2 separate regions of the Homo sapiens genome follow, and region 1 is linked to region 2. A link is a loop called in an ENCODE intact Hi-C map of the cell type or tissue named here. Cell type or tissue: endothelial cell of umbilical vein. All regions are shown on one strand. Each heading gives the region's core, and the rest is flanking DNA. Links, peaks and the distances in the headings are about the cores only.

Evidence for each region. Hi-C counts contacts between places; a loop is a spot of excess contacts. Peaks named below come from ENCODE experiments on the same cell type or tissue, not always from the same donor. Only the 100,000 strongest peaks of a DNase experiment are listed, where the experiment ranks them.
Region 1: a loop joins it to region 2, with 2.1 times the contacts of the local background. A loop is called at or near these places in 5 of 110 quality-filtered maps.

What each region holds. Positions count from the first base shown.
Region 1 is chr20:46,252,843-46,261,165 of GRCh38, reverse strand. All of the region lies in intron 1 of CDH22 (cadherin 22), which reads left to right. Among named protein-coding and RNA genes, the nearest start is that of CDH22, 51 kb to the left of the region's middle. RefSeq lists an enhancer at 2,569-3,069. In endothelial cell of umbilical vein, for the core only: no CTCF peak of the experiment used is centred there; no DNase peak of the experiment used is centred there; H3K27me3 peaks cover 282 bases.
Region 2 is chr20:46,202,053-46,210,375 of GRCh38, reverse strand. It overlaps CDH22 (cadherin 22), which reads left to right. Exons shown (of 12, transcript NM_021248.3): 7 at 1-69. It overlaps LOC124904916 (a long non-coding RNA gene), which reads right to left and starts at 5,515. Exons shown (of 3, transcript XR_007067611.1): 1 at 4,137-5,515; 2 at 3,163-3,601. RefSeq lists a silencer at 2,132-2,426 and an enhancer at 4,187-4,266. In endothelial cell of umbilical vein, for the core only: no CTCF peak of the experiment used is centred there; a DNase peak (open chromatin) is centred at 4,135; H3K27me3 peaks cover 312 bases.

The DNA of each region.
Region 1 (8,323 bases), core at 264-8,263, 51 kb before region 2:
GGTAAATACTATTATCCCCATTTTTCAGATGAGAAAACTGAGGCTCAGAGAAAGGAAGCAAATTACCAAGGTCATACATACAGTAAAATAATGGAACTGGAACTCAAACTCTGGTCTGACTTTGGATCTCATGGTCTTAGGTCCCCTGAATGTTAAAAGGATTATCAGGAATTTGGGGGAGGAGGCAGGGGTGCAGAAGCCCCAGGCAGCTCCACAAAATCTGTTCTACTTTGTTCTGTCTGGGGGTCGCTCTGTGCAGCCCCACTTCTTGGTCTTGGCAGAGTGAGAGGACAGAAATCCCATGACAGGTAGGATAAGAATACCTTCCCCTGTCCATAGGCGGAAAGCCAGATGACAGGGGAAAGCCAGATGACAAGGGAGAGCCTGGAGCCACCAAGCTGGCAGTCATACAGCCTTGGCAGTGATGTTGCCAGAGCATTGAGAAATCAAGAAAGGACATGCTGGCCATCCAGCCAGACTCCGGAAGTGCAAGCAGCAGCAGTGATGCCCACAGCTGGCAACTCCCCAGTGAGAGGGAAGGTCATATTACCCAACCAGCCTCTGAAGTCTGTCTGGAGCAAGCCTCTCCTGAGTCCCTCCCAGGCCCCAGTTCTGTACTTAGCTCTGCCAGGTATGTGTGTGGGAACGGGGAAAGGGATGGAAGAAGGAGTAGGTGAGGTCTTTGTCCTTCGGAAGTTTGCCATGCAGCTGACAGCAAACCCCAAAGGGAGACCCAGCCAGACAGGCCTGAGGGAGTTCAGAGAAAAGAGAAAGAGAGTCTGGAGGAAGTAGAGGCTGGAAGTGGATTCAAGACCTAGAGTGGCTTAATTCAGTAGTTCCACAACATCTCCAAGGACACAGATTGTTCTGTCTTTTCTTAGTAGGCCTCTTTGGCCTCTTGGTGTTGTTCCCTTCATCAACCAAAAGTGGCTGCTATTGTACCAGCCATCACCTATTTCCACATGCAGAAAACAAAAAGGTCCTCCTTAAGGCATCTCTTTTTTAAGAATAATAAAAATTTCCCAGAAGCTCACAGAAGATATATTTTTATATTTCACTGACCAGAATTGTGTCACATAATACTTTCTAAATCAATTACTGGTAGGGAGAGGAGTCTGGCTCCTATTGGTTTAGACTAGTCACTATTAACAGAGGAGGGGCTGAGCACATGGCCAAGCTGAAGGCAAATGTTGAAATGAAATAGAAACAAGAAAGAAGGATGGGGGATGAATTGGCTGTTTGCAGCCAGCCATGTCCTTTGTATTTCCCATAACTCTTTTTTTTCTCATTTCATTTTTGTTCTTTTTTCTTTTGATAACTTTGGTGCCAACCATCACTCTTTTTATACACCATAAAACCCAGCCAGACTACACTATTCACTGTATCCCATTCATGTCCTAGGTTTCCTCTGCTCATGCTTGTTCTTCCAGTAATTTCCTACTTCATCTCCCTGTGTTCAAATCCTCCTCACCTTTCAAGGATCAGCTCCAATGCCCCCCTCCTCCAGGCAGCCCTCCATGGTTACTCAAGGAGATAGGAGCTCTTCCTCTGAGCCTTCACATCTTGCATGAGTTTCCTACACTTTCCATTTTCCAGGTTTTATTTTTTGTTGTGGGATTTTTTTGTTTGGGTTTAAAAAATATTGGTCTCTCCTGCTCATCTGCGAGCATGTGCATTTAATTTGCAGAGCACTTACAGGTGGTGTGGCACATAGTAGGTCTTCACTAGATTTTGGTTCACTGATAAATGAGCAACTGCCAGGGATTTCTCTCATTAGAATCTGGTAATTTGGCCACAAACCTGTTAAGGCTTATTTGTGAAACTTGCCAGGGACCCAGCACAGAACTTGGTACCTAGTAGTTCAATAAGTGTTCATTGAATGGATAAATGAGAAAATGGTACATGTGAGGTGCACTGTAAATGCTGAATGGCTGTTGCCACCCTCTAGATGGTGAGCTCTTTGGGAGAATTATGTCTTTAGGTTTCCATCATCTCAAGAGTACCTAACGGTCTGTCTGGCTCATTAGGGAATGTTCTGTAAGAGTTTGTGGAATGAATTAAGGAATGGATGTCTCTACCCTAGGCTGTGACTGCCTTAAGAACAGGGACCACATCTGGCCTATTTCCAAGGCAGAGAAGAGTCAAGTACACGTAGTGTGGCTGTAATGTGTATGGAAATGCTTCATCGCTATTGGTAAATAGCCGCTGTCCCAAACCCCCTGAAGACCACCCAACCCTGTCACCCTAGCCCCTACCACAGGGATCTCCTGGACCTCCCCTCTTCTTGGCCCCTGGGACCCTGCAGTCAGTGTGGTTGGTGTCTATGCTGCCTCAAGTTGTGAATATTTCTCACATCGTGCCTGCCTCCTGTGTGTGTCCCACAGAGTGACAGAGCCTCAACAGGACCCAGAGCACAGCAGGTGCTCGGTGACTGCCAGAAACTGGAGCTATGGGACTCTTCCCGAGGCTGCTGGGGAGCTGGGAGGCAGGGGGCACACCCAGGGTTGGGGCTGCTCTCCTCTTCCCATACCCACTAGAGAAACCCAGCCCTAGGCAGGAGCAGCAAGGATCTGCCAGGTCACAGGAGCCTGGGCAAGGACAGAGACTCACCTGTCCTGCTAGGGGGCTTAGGGCCCACAGGGGTCCCAGGCAAATGGTGTTGGCTCCGTCACAGTCTGGGCACATGGGGATGAGTCTGGCCGGGCCCTGCGGCAGGAGAGATGGGAAGAGTAGAGGAGGGGGTGCAGGGAGAAGGAGGCTCTTCTGGCCCTCCCCACACAGCTGAAGCTGCCCTGGTGGCATTGTGTGGATGCTGATTTGTGTCCTGAGCCTCAGTCTTGAGCCATCTCTACTGGGATGCGGTTGGGGGGTGGGGGCAACAGGCAAATGAACCTTCACAAATCCCAAGAGGGACCATCGCCCACCCACACATGTCCCCACCTTCCCTCCTCCCAGTTCTCTTGAACCTGTTCCAGTCATGTGTGTGCACCCACTACTCCACCAAGTCACTGCCAGCAAGGTCACTAATGACCTCCGCCCCACTAACTCCAATGGTCAAGTCAAAGTCCACATCTGACCTATCAGTAGGATCACATGATTTATCATCCAAACTGGGGGAACATTATTAACAGTTATGCCGTGGAGCTGTCCCAGGCAAAGTTGGACAGACACTTACCCCTCAATGGCAGCATTCGGCACAGTTCACCACTCCCTCCCTACAGCACTTTCTTCTGTTGGCTCCCAGGATATCTCCCTTTTCCTCCCCTTCTCTCTGTCAGTCTCTTGCTGTTTCCTCCTCATCTCCTGGATCACTGTAGCTGTGGTCCCCCAGCATTTAGTCCCCAGATCTCTTCTCCATCAACAGTCACTCCCTGGTGCTCTCACCCAGTCTCAGCTTTACATGCCACTCAAATTCCCAAATTGCTACCTGCAGCAGGACCTCACCCCTGAACTCCTAGCCATAGGTACAGGAGCCTGCTCCGTATCTCTGCTTTATGCCTAACAGGCTTTCGGGGTTTAACCTGTCCAAAAACTGATTGTAACACATCAAGGTCAGTTCCTGATCACCCCCCAAATCTGCTCTTCCTGCCGTCTTCAGCTCTGAATGAAAGGAAACGCCATCATTGCCGCTGCCCAGGCTGAGGGCATGGTCACACTCAGTTGCTGTCTTCCCTTGAACCCCATTTCTGACCCATCAACATATTCTGTGGCCCAGCCTCACTTTTCAGCATCTCCGCTGCTCCCCCTTGATCAAAGCCCCTGACTAGTCCTCTGCCGAATTATTGAAATATTGCCATAGGCTCCTCCCAACCCCAGCTTCTGACTATCTTAACACAATAGCCAGCATGATTTTTTTTTTTTTTCTTGAGACAAGGCCTCACTGTCACCCAGGCTGGTGTGATCATGTCTCATTGCAGCCTCGACCTCCCCAAGCTCAGGTGATCCTTTTCCACCTCAGACTCCTGAGTAGCTGGGACTACAGGCACATGCCAGCACACCCAGCTAATTTTTCTATTTTTTTGTAGAGACAGGGTTTTGCCATGTTCCCCAGGCTGGTCTTGAACTCCTGGGCTCAAATGATCCAGCTGCCTCAGCCTCCCAAAGTGCTAGGATTACAGGTATGAGCCACCATGCCTGGCCTTTTTTTTTTTTTCTTTTAGAGACAGGGTCTCACTCTGTCACCTAGACTGGAGTGTTAATGGTGTGATCATAGCTCACTGCAGCCTTGAAGTCCTGGGCTCAAGCAATCCTTCTGCCTCAGTCTCCCAAGTAGCTGGGACTACAGGCACATGCCACCATTCCTGGCTAATTTTTTTAAATAGTTTTTTGTAGAGACAGGATCTTGATATGTTGCCCAGGCTGCTCTTGAACCCCTGGCCTCAAGGAATCTTCCTGCCTCAGCCTCCCAAACTGCTGAGATTACAGGCATGAACCACTGCACCCAGCCCGGAATGATCTTTTAAAACATAAGTCAGATCATGTCACTCTTCTGCTCAAACCCTCTTAGGGGTCTCATCTCACTCACAGAAAAATCCCAAGAGAGCCTGTAGGCTCTGACTCCACCCCCACACTCTCTGACCTCATCTGCTGCTGCTTCCCCTGCACTCACTCCACTTCAGCAACACGAGACCCCCGATGTTCCTCCTTCCCACTAGACACATGCTGCTGACCTCAGGGACTTTGCACCTGCTGTTGCCTCAGCTTGAAACCCTCTTCTCCCAGCTTTGTGCACAACCCCTCTGTCCCTCACTTCAGATCTCTGTTTAAATCTCATCTTAATGACAAGGCCTTCCCTGGCTACCCTGTTTAAATGAGTATTTGTAATAACGATGATAGATGGATAAACAGCAAATCCCGCCATCCCCAGAACTTCCTGCCCCTTACTCTGCTTTGCTCTCTCCACTGCACTTGCCATTGTCTGACACGTTATTTGTTTATTGTCTGTGCCCCCACCTGGCAAGGACTCTACCTGTTTCTTTTTGCTGTGCCTAGAACAACACAGAGTGGAAACTCATAAATATTTGTGAAATGAAGGAATGCATATCAGATCGTCATGCACACTCAGTCACATATGTGACTGCAGACACATGTTCGCACGCACACAGAAGCCATAGGCATATATGTAGGCCCATGGGCAGACGGACAGATTATAGGAGGTGAGGCTGAAGTGTGGACAGGGCAGAGCCAACATTTATTGAGCCAGGCCTGGGCTCAGTTTTTAATCCCATTTGGGATTAAACAGCTCTGTGCAGTAGGCTGAGACCTGAGGACCAGGGAAGGCCACCAACGTGCCCCAGGTCTCATGGGAGGCGGTCCCAGGAGAGCTGAATGCAGCTGCAGGACTCCACAGCTGCCTCCCTGGACCAATTTTGAATGCCAGGACAGGGTTCTGTAGTCACCATCCATTCAGGAAAAGCAGCTGGAGCAGGAAAAGGAAGAAGGGAGGAAGGGAGGGAGGAGGCCGACATGTCTGTGGCAGCCCTAGCAGGGCTGTGCAGAGCAGTGAAGAGTTGGCAGGCTGCCAGGGCACCTAGCCAAGATGCCTGAGGGAGGACCTGTAGGCTGAGGTATGAAGGGCCAGGAAGGGGAGGGAGAGGTGAGGATGGGAGGGCCAGGGCTCCACCCTCAAACAGTAGTACAGATTGTGCCCTCACAAGGCGGGGCAGGCTTGCCCTGCCAGTTGTGACTCCGACACTGGGTTGCATTCACCTAGAGGTGCATTTTTTCCCATTCCCCAAAGATGCCTTATGCCTGAGGAGTCCAAGTCCCACGTTTGAGGCACTGCTTTGTCATGATGTATGCTTGGTAGAGTCCTCCTGGGCTCTACTTTCCCCCTCTGTAAAGTGGGGATCTTGGCCAGGCACGGTGGCTCACATCTGTAATCCCAGCACTTTGGGAGGCCGAGGTGGGTGGATCACCTGAGGTCAGGAGTTCAAGAACAGCCTGTGAAACCCCATCTGTACTAAAAATTAAAAAATTAGCCAGGTGTGGTGACATGCACCTGTAATCCCAGCTACTTTGGAGGCTGAGGCAGGAGAACTGCTTGAGCCGGGGAGGCGGAGGTTGCAGGGAGCCGAAATCACGCCACTGCACTCCAGCCTGGGTGACAGAAAGAAATTCCGTCTCAAAAATAAATAAATAAAATTTTAAAAATATATAAAGTTGGGATCTGACTCCAGGCCTTTGCCTTGGACAGCCCTTCTACAACAAGCGTGCCTTCTCCTCCCCAACACCCCAAATTCCACATGTCCAGATGCATCCTGCACTTTAGCTGCAAATGCCATCTCAGCTCATTCCAACCTCTGGACCTTTGCATGCTGTTCCCTCTGTGTGGAACTATTTTGTGCACAGCTCCTTCTCATCCTTCCAGACTCAGCCCAATGCCACCTCCTCTGAGAGGCCCTCCCTCCCTGATACCATATCTTTAACAACGCACTCACTCCATTCCTTCCATCATTCTCCCTCCACTTCGTCCTTCTTTACTTTTCTTCTCAATGTTTACCACTCCCTGAAATTATACTGTAGATTAATTCCTCTATTATCTGTGTCCCCCACCAGAAAGTCAGTTCCATGAGGGCCAGGACTTCAATTTTTTTTTTTTTTTTTTTTTTGAGATGGAATTTCACTTTGTCACCCAGGCTAGAGGGCAGTGGCATGGTCTTGGCTCACTACAACCTCCACCTCCCAGGTTCAAGTGATTTTCCTGTCTGAGCCTCCTGAGTAGCTGGGATTACAGGCACCCACCACCATGCCTGGCTAATTTTTGTATTTTTAGTAGAGATGGGGTTTCACTATGTTTACCTGGCTGGTCTCGAACTCCTGACCTAAAGTGATCCACCTGCCTCGGCCTCCCAAAATGCTGGGATTACAGGCACAAGCCACCTCACTCGGCCAGTACTTCATTTTTTTATTGCTATGTCCCCAGTGCCCAGCACATGGACTGGCATAAGAGAGGTGCTGGTAAACATTTGTGGAAAGAGTGAAGGAATAACAAGAAGAAATGCATCTCTTTGCTGATAGATCGCTGAATAACTGATTGCATCTTGCTGTCTTAAACAGAAAGCGATTGTTAACGTATGTTCAATAAATGAATGAGTGAAAGGATAAAACGCTGTTCTGTCTCCCTGCTTGTAGCAGACCCTCATGTTTGGTGACTGAATGAATGGATCTCTTGCCTCCCATCCTTGTCAAAGGTGTTAGAAACAAAGAAATAAAGGAAAGGAGGGAAGGAGAGCAACAGCTTGGTGCCCGTGAACACTGGCAGATCTCCCCTTGACATGCCACTCCATCGACCTCCACAGCCCTCTCCAGAAGTGACAGCAGCCTCCCTCCAAATTCTCTCTCCCTTCAGCCTCTCCCCTCCTCTGCATCCCTGCAGGGCTGTGATGGGCCCTGGAGCTGCTTGTTGGAGTTGGGGGAACAGTTCCCATGGGGCACGCAGGGAAGCCATACGCTCCAGGAAATGAAGGCTTTGGAGCTGCACCTCCTCCTCACCCATAACTCCAGTCTCATTACGACCAGCCCAGGTCATAATGCAGGGAATCAAAGCCGGATCCCTGGAGGTGGCAGCACAGAGCAGGGCTTGCGGAGCAGGGCTGCCAGGGTTGGGAAGCCTCGTGCCCAGGCCCATAGAAGTCATACCAGGCAGGGTATGTTCACCACAGGATCATGGGTCCTCCTGACCCCATGAGTTCAGGCTTGGACCTATAGGGAAAGAGGGAACAGCGTGTTCCAGACCCCTCCCTCCATCCCTCCCTATGGAGTGTGGACGTTTTCCCACTCTCATTGCCCAGAACTACAGCTTAACCCCTTCACCGTCACCCTCACCTTCCAGCAATGACTCCCCACCCTGAAACTCCTTCCATAAAGATTTTCCGGAGGAGATGCTAGAAAAAAAAGCACTGGGGAATTAGGCATCTGCAAAATAGGCATAAGACAATTTTCAGAGTTGTGATTCCCGTGAGTTAAAGGGAAGGGCATTGCCCACTGTGATGCTGGGTTAAAGAAGGTGGTCTGCGTTTCTTCCTCCCTAGAGTTAGGCCACTTTCTTTGTTCTCAGGAAGATCTGGCTAGGGCCAGGTCAGCCTCCCACCCCAACCCACTACACACCATCTGCCCAAACACACACCCCTGCTCACAATCTAACTCCCCAAACTGGCCAGACCACTCAGCCACCATGCACACTCCTCTGCCTGAAATGCCCATCCCTTTCTTCCCATCTGCTCAGATGCCGCCTCCTCCAAGAAGTAACCCTGATTGTCTCCCGCCTACTTTCCCTTTCCAAACACCCGAGCTCAGTCCCTTCCCTGAGCCCCACAGGTCT
Region 2 (8,323 bases), core at 223-8,222:
CGCGCAGGTGGGCTCCCTGGTCGGCGTGGTGACGGCGCGGGACCCCGACGCCGCCAACCGGCCCGTCCGGTGAGACCCCCGCCCGGGGCCGACGCCTGCTGCCTGCTATCCCGCCATCACCCCCGCGGACAGACTGCGGGCAGAGGGGAGGAGGGCTGGGGCGGGCAGGGCCGAAGGAAGGGGCTGCGTGGGGGAGGGAGGCGCGGAGAGAGGCGCACGGGTGGAGAGAAACAGGCACGGAGCCAAAGAGCCAAGGAAGCAGATGTGAGAACAGTCAATGAGACAGGCAGGCGAGCCAGGCCAATAAGGGAGAGAACCAGGAGGGACAGACACAGAGGCGGGCACTGCACTGGCGGGGTCTCCGCGCTGCTGGCTGCAGCCACACTGGCTCCCTGATCTCTCGACTGGGCCATCCCTGTGCCCAGGACTCCCCCAGTCTTCTCCCTGCACCCCCTTCCCTCTCATCATCTCCCTTGGTGTTCCGCTAGACACCTCAAACTTAAGTTCAGAACTGGGTTCCTGGTCTCTCCATCAAAAGAAAAAAAAAACCCACCAGTTTGCCTGCCGTTATCTCCATCTTGGGAATGACAGCTCTATCCTTCCAGTTGTTTAGGTTAAAAACGTTGGAGGCATCCTTGCCTCCTCTCATTCTCTCATGCCTCCCTTCAATCCATTAGCGAATTCTGCTGTCTCTACCTTAAAAATGGATCCAGAATCTGACCACTTCTCACCACCTCTGCTGCTACCACCTTGGTCCCGACCACCGTTTTCTCTTGCCTGGAGTATTGCAGTTGCCTCCTTGCTGGTGTCCCTGATTCTGTCCTCACCCCTCTTTAACCTAGAATTGTTGCAGGAGCCAGCCTGATCCTGCTCAAATGTGAACTAGAGCCTGGCCCTGCTCTGCCCAAGCCCTCCAAAGACACCTACTAGGCTCAGAATAAAAGCCCAAGCCCTTACAATGACAGCTCTGGCCTCCCTGAACCTCTCAGACCACACCTCCCTCTCCTTTCCAGTCCACTCTGCTGCAACCACACTGGCCCCCTCACAGCCTTGCAAACACACCACGCTCATCTGCACTCTGGGCCTGTGCTACAGCGGATCCCTCGGCCTAGAACGTTCTCGCCCTAATAGCCCCCATAGTTCGCTCTCTCACTTCCTCCAGGTCTTTGCTCAAAAGTCATCTTCTCAGTGAGACCTTCTCTGGCCACTCTTCCTAAAATTTCAACTCCACCCCAACCCTTAGCCCTGACTCTTCCTATCCCCTGTCTTCCTCTGCTGCTTCCTTATTACCTTTCATCACCATCTGACATGCTACCTGCTTTTCTGATTACCTTTTTTGTCTCTCCTACTGAAAGGTAAGCTGTCTGAGGGTAGGGATTTACGTCTATTTGTTCACCACTATACCCATAGGGCCTAGCCCAGGCCTCAGCACTCAGTGGACACGTGCTGAATATGTGGTGAATTAATGATATGTAAAAATAGAGGCCGGGTGTGGTGGCTCATGCCTGTAATCCCAGCACTTTGGGAGGCCGAGGCGGGCAGATCACCCGAGGTCAGGAGTTTGAGACCAGCCTGACCAACATGGTGAAACCCCGTCTCTACTAAAAATACAAAATTAGCCGGGTGTGGTAGCGCACACCTGTAGTCACAGCTACTCTGGAGGCTGAGGCAGGAGAATCGCTTGAACCCGGAGGCAGGGGTTGCAGTGAGCCGAGATTGCACCATTGCACTCTAGCCTGGGCAACGAGAGCAAAACTGTCTCAAAATAAATAAATTAATTAATTAATTAAAATAAACTAAAAAATAAAAATAAAGACTGAAAAAAGAGGCAGAAAAACAGACTCACAGAGATGTAGAGAGACCAACAATGAGAGGAAGAGACTGGAGAGAAAGAAAAGCCCATAAAAAGAGGACAGGAGGGACTGACCTGGCAATGTGGAAACAGAAGGGCACCTTGGAGAGGAAACCAGAAAAGGGAAGAAATAGACACAGACACAGGCAAGCCAGAGGCAGAGCAGGGATGGGGCAGCTGGGGTCCCTGGAAGGGTCTGGGAGCTGTAAGTATTGGGGAGTCTCTGACAGTAGCCTAGGCTGGAAGATGTTCAGATAGAAGAGGGAAGAAAGGCTGTAGAAGAAACTGATCCAGAGGAGGAGGTTAGGGGCTGGGGGGATGGCCAGTGTTAGAGGGATGGGAAGGAGGCACTGGGGCTCCCTGATTCATTCCCAAAACCCCTGTACCTATTCAATGAGTAACCCCTGAGCTGACTATGAGCCTAGCCCTGTGCTGGGCATTGAGGAGAGGGGGAGGGAAAGTTTATTTGAGGACCTCTGCATTGTGCAACTCCAGAGGGCAACGTTCCGTCATTGTCTGTCTGAATGGCTCTATCAGGATTGTGCAGTGCACAGCCTGTTCAACCTTACATGGCAGCCCTAAGTGAGACACACAGATGCTATCCTGCTTAACTGTTCATGGATTCTCAGACTGGGAGATAGCCCCAGGAGTCTGGGAAGACTTCTGAAGGAGGCAGGAATTGACCTGACCTAGGTATCTGGGTATGGTGTAAATATCAGGAGAGGCACATTCCAGACAGACGAACAGCTTGTGCAGAGGTATACAGGCAGAGGAGTGGTTGGTGTGCCTGAAGAAGAGCAGACTGTGATCGCTACAGGGGGCCGGGAAAGATGAGGCACAAAAGTGAAGTCTAACAGGGCCTCAGAGGCAGGCTGAGGAGCTCAGACTCTGTCCTGAAGCCGAGAATGCCCACGCTACTTTCACTACACTCGCTGCCAATGCCATCCTGTCACTGCCTCTGAACTCCTCCACTCCCTTCCACCCGGGCTGGTGGCATAGTCTCTGAACAACCCCCTTGGCCTCTGGCCTGGGCCCAGACCTCTCCAGGAAGGGCACTGTCACCTCTGTTTGTCTGGGAGTTGAGGCCCAGGGAGGGGAGGAGGATTCTGCAGGCTCTCCCAGGGAGGTAAGAACACGGAGCGGGAGGCGAGTCCTTGGCCCCAGGTCAGTCCTCCCATCTGCCAGCTCCCCTCCTCTCCAATTCCACTCTCCACACCCCCTCTCAGTCCTCTTCCTCCTCCCCGCTTTGGCTCCCTTCCCTCCTGCTTTTATCTGCACTGAAAGGGCCAACTTTGAAACCTGCTTCTCACCTTCTTTCATCTCTCTTTGCCGGCCCCTTCCCTGGGGCTCCTCAGATGTGGAGGCAGTGAGGAGCTGGAGACTGGTCCAATTTAACACCACAAACATTTACCCAGCTCCTCCTCCATGCCAGGCCCTGAGCCAGGCCTGGGGACACCAAGATGACTCAGCCAAGGACAGAACTGGGGTGGAGCTCCCAGACTGTGGGGTACAAAAATGGAAATGGGAGGCCATTGAGGGTCTGTGGGAGACAGAGAAGGGGTCCTCACAGGCCATGTGTGCTGCCAGAGTCCAGCTCGCTCTAAGGGTTCCATTCTGGCAGCACCTGCGTTCTCAGGGTCACAGGCTTAGGCAGCAACTCCGCATTGAGTTGTGCCCGGCACTGTTCTGTGCAGTGAGGAAGCAGAGATGATAAAACAGGATCCCTGCCCACGTGGAGTTTGCCTTCTCCTGCAGAGAGACAGACAGCAAATGGTTAAATGGAATAACTGCTGAAAGCACTATGAAGAAAATAGAGTGATAGGATAAGGAGGGATTGGGGCCACAGAGGGCCACTTTGAATTGAGTGGTCAGGGATGTGACACATGAGCTGAGATCAGAATGATGGGGAGCCATCCATGCAAAAATGTGAGGAAAAGCATTCCAGGTAGAGGGAACAGCAAGCAGAATGGCCCTGAGGCAGGAACAAGCTTGGCGTGTCCCTGGAAATGAAGACATGAGGTGGCATCCTGGGAGACTTTGCCTAGCATGGTTTGCAGGGCACAGTGAGTGCCTGGAAATTATAGGAAAGCAGACAGTACAGAGAGATTTTTTCTTAGCATCTGCACTGGAGATAGTAGAAGGTGCCTCATGTTACTACATTTACCCTTCAGAGGGTATTGTACTCATTTGACAGACGAAGAAACTGAGAGTCAGAGAGGGGAAATGACTTCCCAAAGCCACCCAGCTCAAAAGGGGAAGCACCGGGGTTTGACCCATGACTCACCACTTCCTGAATCCAGCCTTTGGCCATTTCACTCCTGCTTCTTACTCTCCTTGTGGTTAGTGCAGTTCCTAAACTGGTGCAGCGTCCTCCCCTGTGCACTGGCCACAGAGATGATGGCCTCAGACATGGGCCAGTGGGAAAGCTTGGCCCGTGTGAACGAATCCAGTGACAGGTCCAGGTCCAAGTGGGCTTGGGCTGAGGCAGGGGCTTGAGGAGCTCCAGGGAGGGGTGAGTAGTTTATGCACCAGGAAGGGGAGTGACAGAGGTTTGCCCCAAAAGGCCCCTGCAAGGGGACGAAGAGGACAAGGCTTGGAATGGGGAGAGTGTGCCCCAGGTTGGAGTGATGGGGAGGAGAGATGGCAGGGACAGAATCATGGAGCCAGGAGGTTAAGTTCAGGAGCAGCGAGACCAGCTGGACAAGCTCACGACAAGGGACAAGGGAGCACTTGGAGACAGGCTGCGAAGGACATTGAATGCCACATGAAGAAGTGGGACTTTATCCTCTAGGCAGTGGGAAGCCTTAGAAGGCTTGAGAAGGAGGCAGGAAAGTGCTCAGATGGGCCCACCTCTCAGTTAGGCAGGTTTGCAGATAGACTGGCCATTTATCAGCCCAGCCACGTTCCTACCTAGCCCCATTGTGAGTCTCCTTTGATCATCAAAAACAGCTAGTCCACACTGCAGCAGAGGAAGCGAACACTTCCTTTCTCCACCCAGCACTCCACAGTGTGGTGCAGCAGAAACTGCAAGGGCTTTGAAATCAGAGGAGACCTGGGTTCAAATCCCAGCTCAGTTGTGGAGTCTTGGGCAAGTCAATGCACCCCCTCTGAGCCTCGGTTTCCCCATCTCTAAAATAGACATCATAATAGTATGTGCCTCATTCATAGGTATTAAATGTCTACCACATACCAAGTTCTGTGCCTGGTGCTCTCAGGGTTGGAAGAAGGATTAAGTGCTTAGCATATAGCAGGCCCTCGAGAAATGGTCATTACCATTTTTCTTGGTGGTCTGCACACCCATTTTTTCCCTTTCATTCTGCAACTAGTGTTAACCACATACAATTTTCCAGGCATCATGTGTGGGCTTTTCTGTATATGCCTAAAGGGAGTGGGGGAAAAGAGTCACAGATAGGGTGGAGTGAGCAGAAAGGAATCCCTTGGTTGGGACAGTGGAGCAGGAGGCAGGCTGCTTTGTTTTGGAAGAGGCTCCCGAACTACACCCCGACACACACACACGAGCAGCTTGGGCGGCAGCTGCATCATTCAGTCAGCTGCTCGTATGTTCATGCACTCACACACAGGCACACCAGAAAGCCTGTATGTGCATAAGCCTGCAGCCTTCCCTATTTATTATGCCTGCATGCATTATATATGCACATATTTATGTAGAGGAAAACCACACGTGCACCCCAGCCAGGAAGCAGCACCCTCCCCATTTTCTCCACCCTAACCTTGACAACAGCAGCATTTTGTGCTGTTGCTAACACAGAAATGCTAGCAGGTGTACCTGGCTGGCTCCTTAAGAGGATGCTGTTAGACCTCCGGCTCTGAACAGACATGGGAGCTTGGCTCTGCCACTAACTAGCCCTGTGTGACCCAGGGCAAGATACCTGGCTTCTCCGAGCCTCAGTTTCCTCCTCTGTAAAATGAGAGTGATGACAGTATCTGAGGATTCGAAGAGCTCATGATACAAAGTCTTGCTCAACAAAGAAAAGTAAGAGCTAGTCTGTACACCAAGAACCATCTTAAGGATTTCTTGGTAGTCACTTGTCCGAACCTCACAACCAGCCTGTGAGGTAGGTATTACTATCTCTGTCTCTCTCTCTTTTTTTTTTTTTTTTTTTTTTTTTGAGACAGAGTCTCACACTATCTCCCCAGCCAGAGTGCAATGGCGCGATCTTGGCTCACTGCAATCTCTGCCTCCCGGGTTCATGCAATTCTCCTGCCTCAGCCTCATGAGTAGCTGGGATTACAGGCACATGCCACCACACCCAGCTAATTTTTTGTATTTTTAGTAGAGACGGAGTTTCACCACGTTGGCCAGGCTGGTCTCAAACTCCTGACCTCGTGATCCTCCCGCCTCAGCCTCCCAAAGTGCTGGGATTATAGGTGTGAGCCACCCTGCCCGGCCTACTATCTCCATTTTTAAGAGAAGGAAACTGAAGAACAGAGAGATTAGGTGACTTGCCCAAGGTCACACATCTAGGTTTCAAACCTAGGCAGATGGGCATCAGATCTGCACCCCTAAGCACCATTCCCAGGCCTCCCTTGCATGTGTGGGTGCACACACACACGAGCTGCCACAAACTCATATTCTCTCCCTATTCCCCCAGCCTCACCTGTTCTAGTTCCCCTTGCTGCCCTTCAGGTTGTTGTCACCAAATGAGAAGTAGGACTGCAAAATTTAAGCAGAACCTTCTAGACCCACAGCTTCCTCCTGTCCTTCTCAGACTACTGTGTCCCTACATCTTACCTCCCCGCCCCCAGGCATGCAAGCCACACACTGGGTTGGGGGGACTCCTGTGTACTCCCTGCCAGACATCTCTGAATAATAATTACAGTGACAATAGTTCCCATTCATGGAGTAATTTTCCTGGAACTCAGCTAGGCACCTTACATGCGTTTCATTCTCCCGACAACTTACAAAGTAGGATTATCATCTCTATTTTGCTGGGAATTAAAGATGGAAGTGACTTGCCTGGGGGCAATGCAGACCTGGATCCAGACCCAGGGCTGAGCTGCTGCCTCTTGAGCCACTGCTCAACTATAATGCACAATCTCACACACACAGGAACACCACTCACATATTCACGCCACACAAAACACACACTGTCCACCCACAACACAGACCAAATACACAACCCATGCGAGCACTACACGTGAGCTGCACAAGCTTCGCCCCCACCCCACCCCTCCACCCCTAAGTTTGCCAGGCCACAGTCCCTGCCACACACTGCTTCCTCCCACCCCTCCCTGCTTCCCTCCCTCCCACTCACTCTCTGGCTCCCTGAGCTGGAATAAAAACACCTGGGCTCAGCCAGCCAAACTGACCCCCAGCCCCAGGTCTTTAGCTAGTTAATGGCGGGTCCCCGCTGCCCCCGCCCTATGGCCTTAGGAACAGCTGCCTCCATTTAGATTCCAGCCCCTCCCTTCCCCTCGAGGAAAGAACAAAAGAGAAAAACAGGGCAAAGGAGAAGGAGGAAGAGGAGGAGGAGGAGCAGCAGCAGCATGGAGGGAGGAGAGAGGAGACAGCTCTGAGCCAAGAAGGGAGGAGAAACAACAAGAAGGCAGTTGGCATCCTCCCATCAGCCCGGCCTCTCGCCCAGCCCTGACGAGGGATCAGAAGCCCAGGCTATGTCATGTCTCTGGTCCTCTCCTGGCCTCTATCCTCCAACCTGTAGAATGGGAGGAGGTCTCCAAAGTTCTTTCCAGCTGAGCTGATGATGCTCAAGAGCCTCCTTCAACCTCCTTTGGACTCAGATATCTGATGGGGCCAGGCTGGGGCAAAGGGGACCCTGAAGCTTCATGCATCGAGGATTTGGCTGGTTCAACTTTGGATGGGCTGTCGGTCAGGCTAAAAAGAACTCTGGCGGCCGGGCATGGTGGCTCACACCTGTAATCCCAGCACTTTGGGAGGCCGAGGCGGGCGGATCACAAGGTCAGGAGATTGAGACCATCCTGGCTAACAAGGTGAAACCCCGTCTCTACTAAAAATACAAAAAATTAGCCGGGCGTGGTGGCGGGCGCCTGTAGTCCCAGCTACTCAGGAGTCTGAGGCAGGAGAATGGCATGAACCCAGGAGGCGGAGCTTGCAGTGAGCCGAGATCGCACCACTGCACTCCAGCCTGGGTGACAGAGCAAGACTCCGTCTCAAAAAAAAAAAAAAAATTAAACTCTGGGAGAGAATCCCCAATTTGGTTTCAAATTTCAGTTCTGTGACAGAGTCGCTGTACACCCTTGAGCAGGGCATCGGCATCACTAGCTCATTGTCACCTTTGTATAAATAAGAAACAGGCCCCCCTTTGATACTTCCTGGTCTAGGACACGTGGCTGGGCAAGCAGAAGGCTCGCTGGAATTCACCCCTGCTTCCCCACTTCGGCCTGGTATCTTTGTGCATGACACAACCTGCACAACCATACTTGGCAGCTCTAAGCTTGGCAAGTTTCCTCTCTGGACCTCAGTGTCTTCAT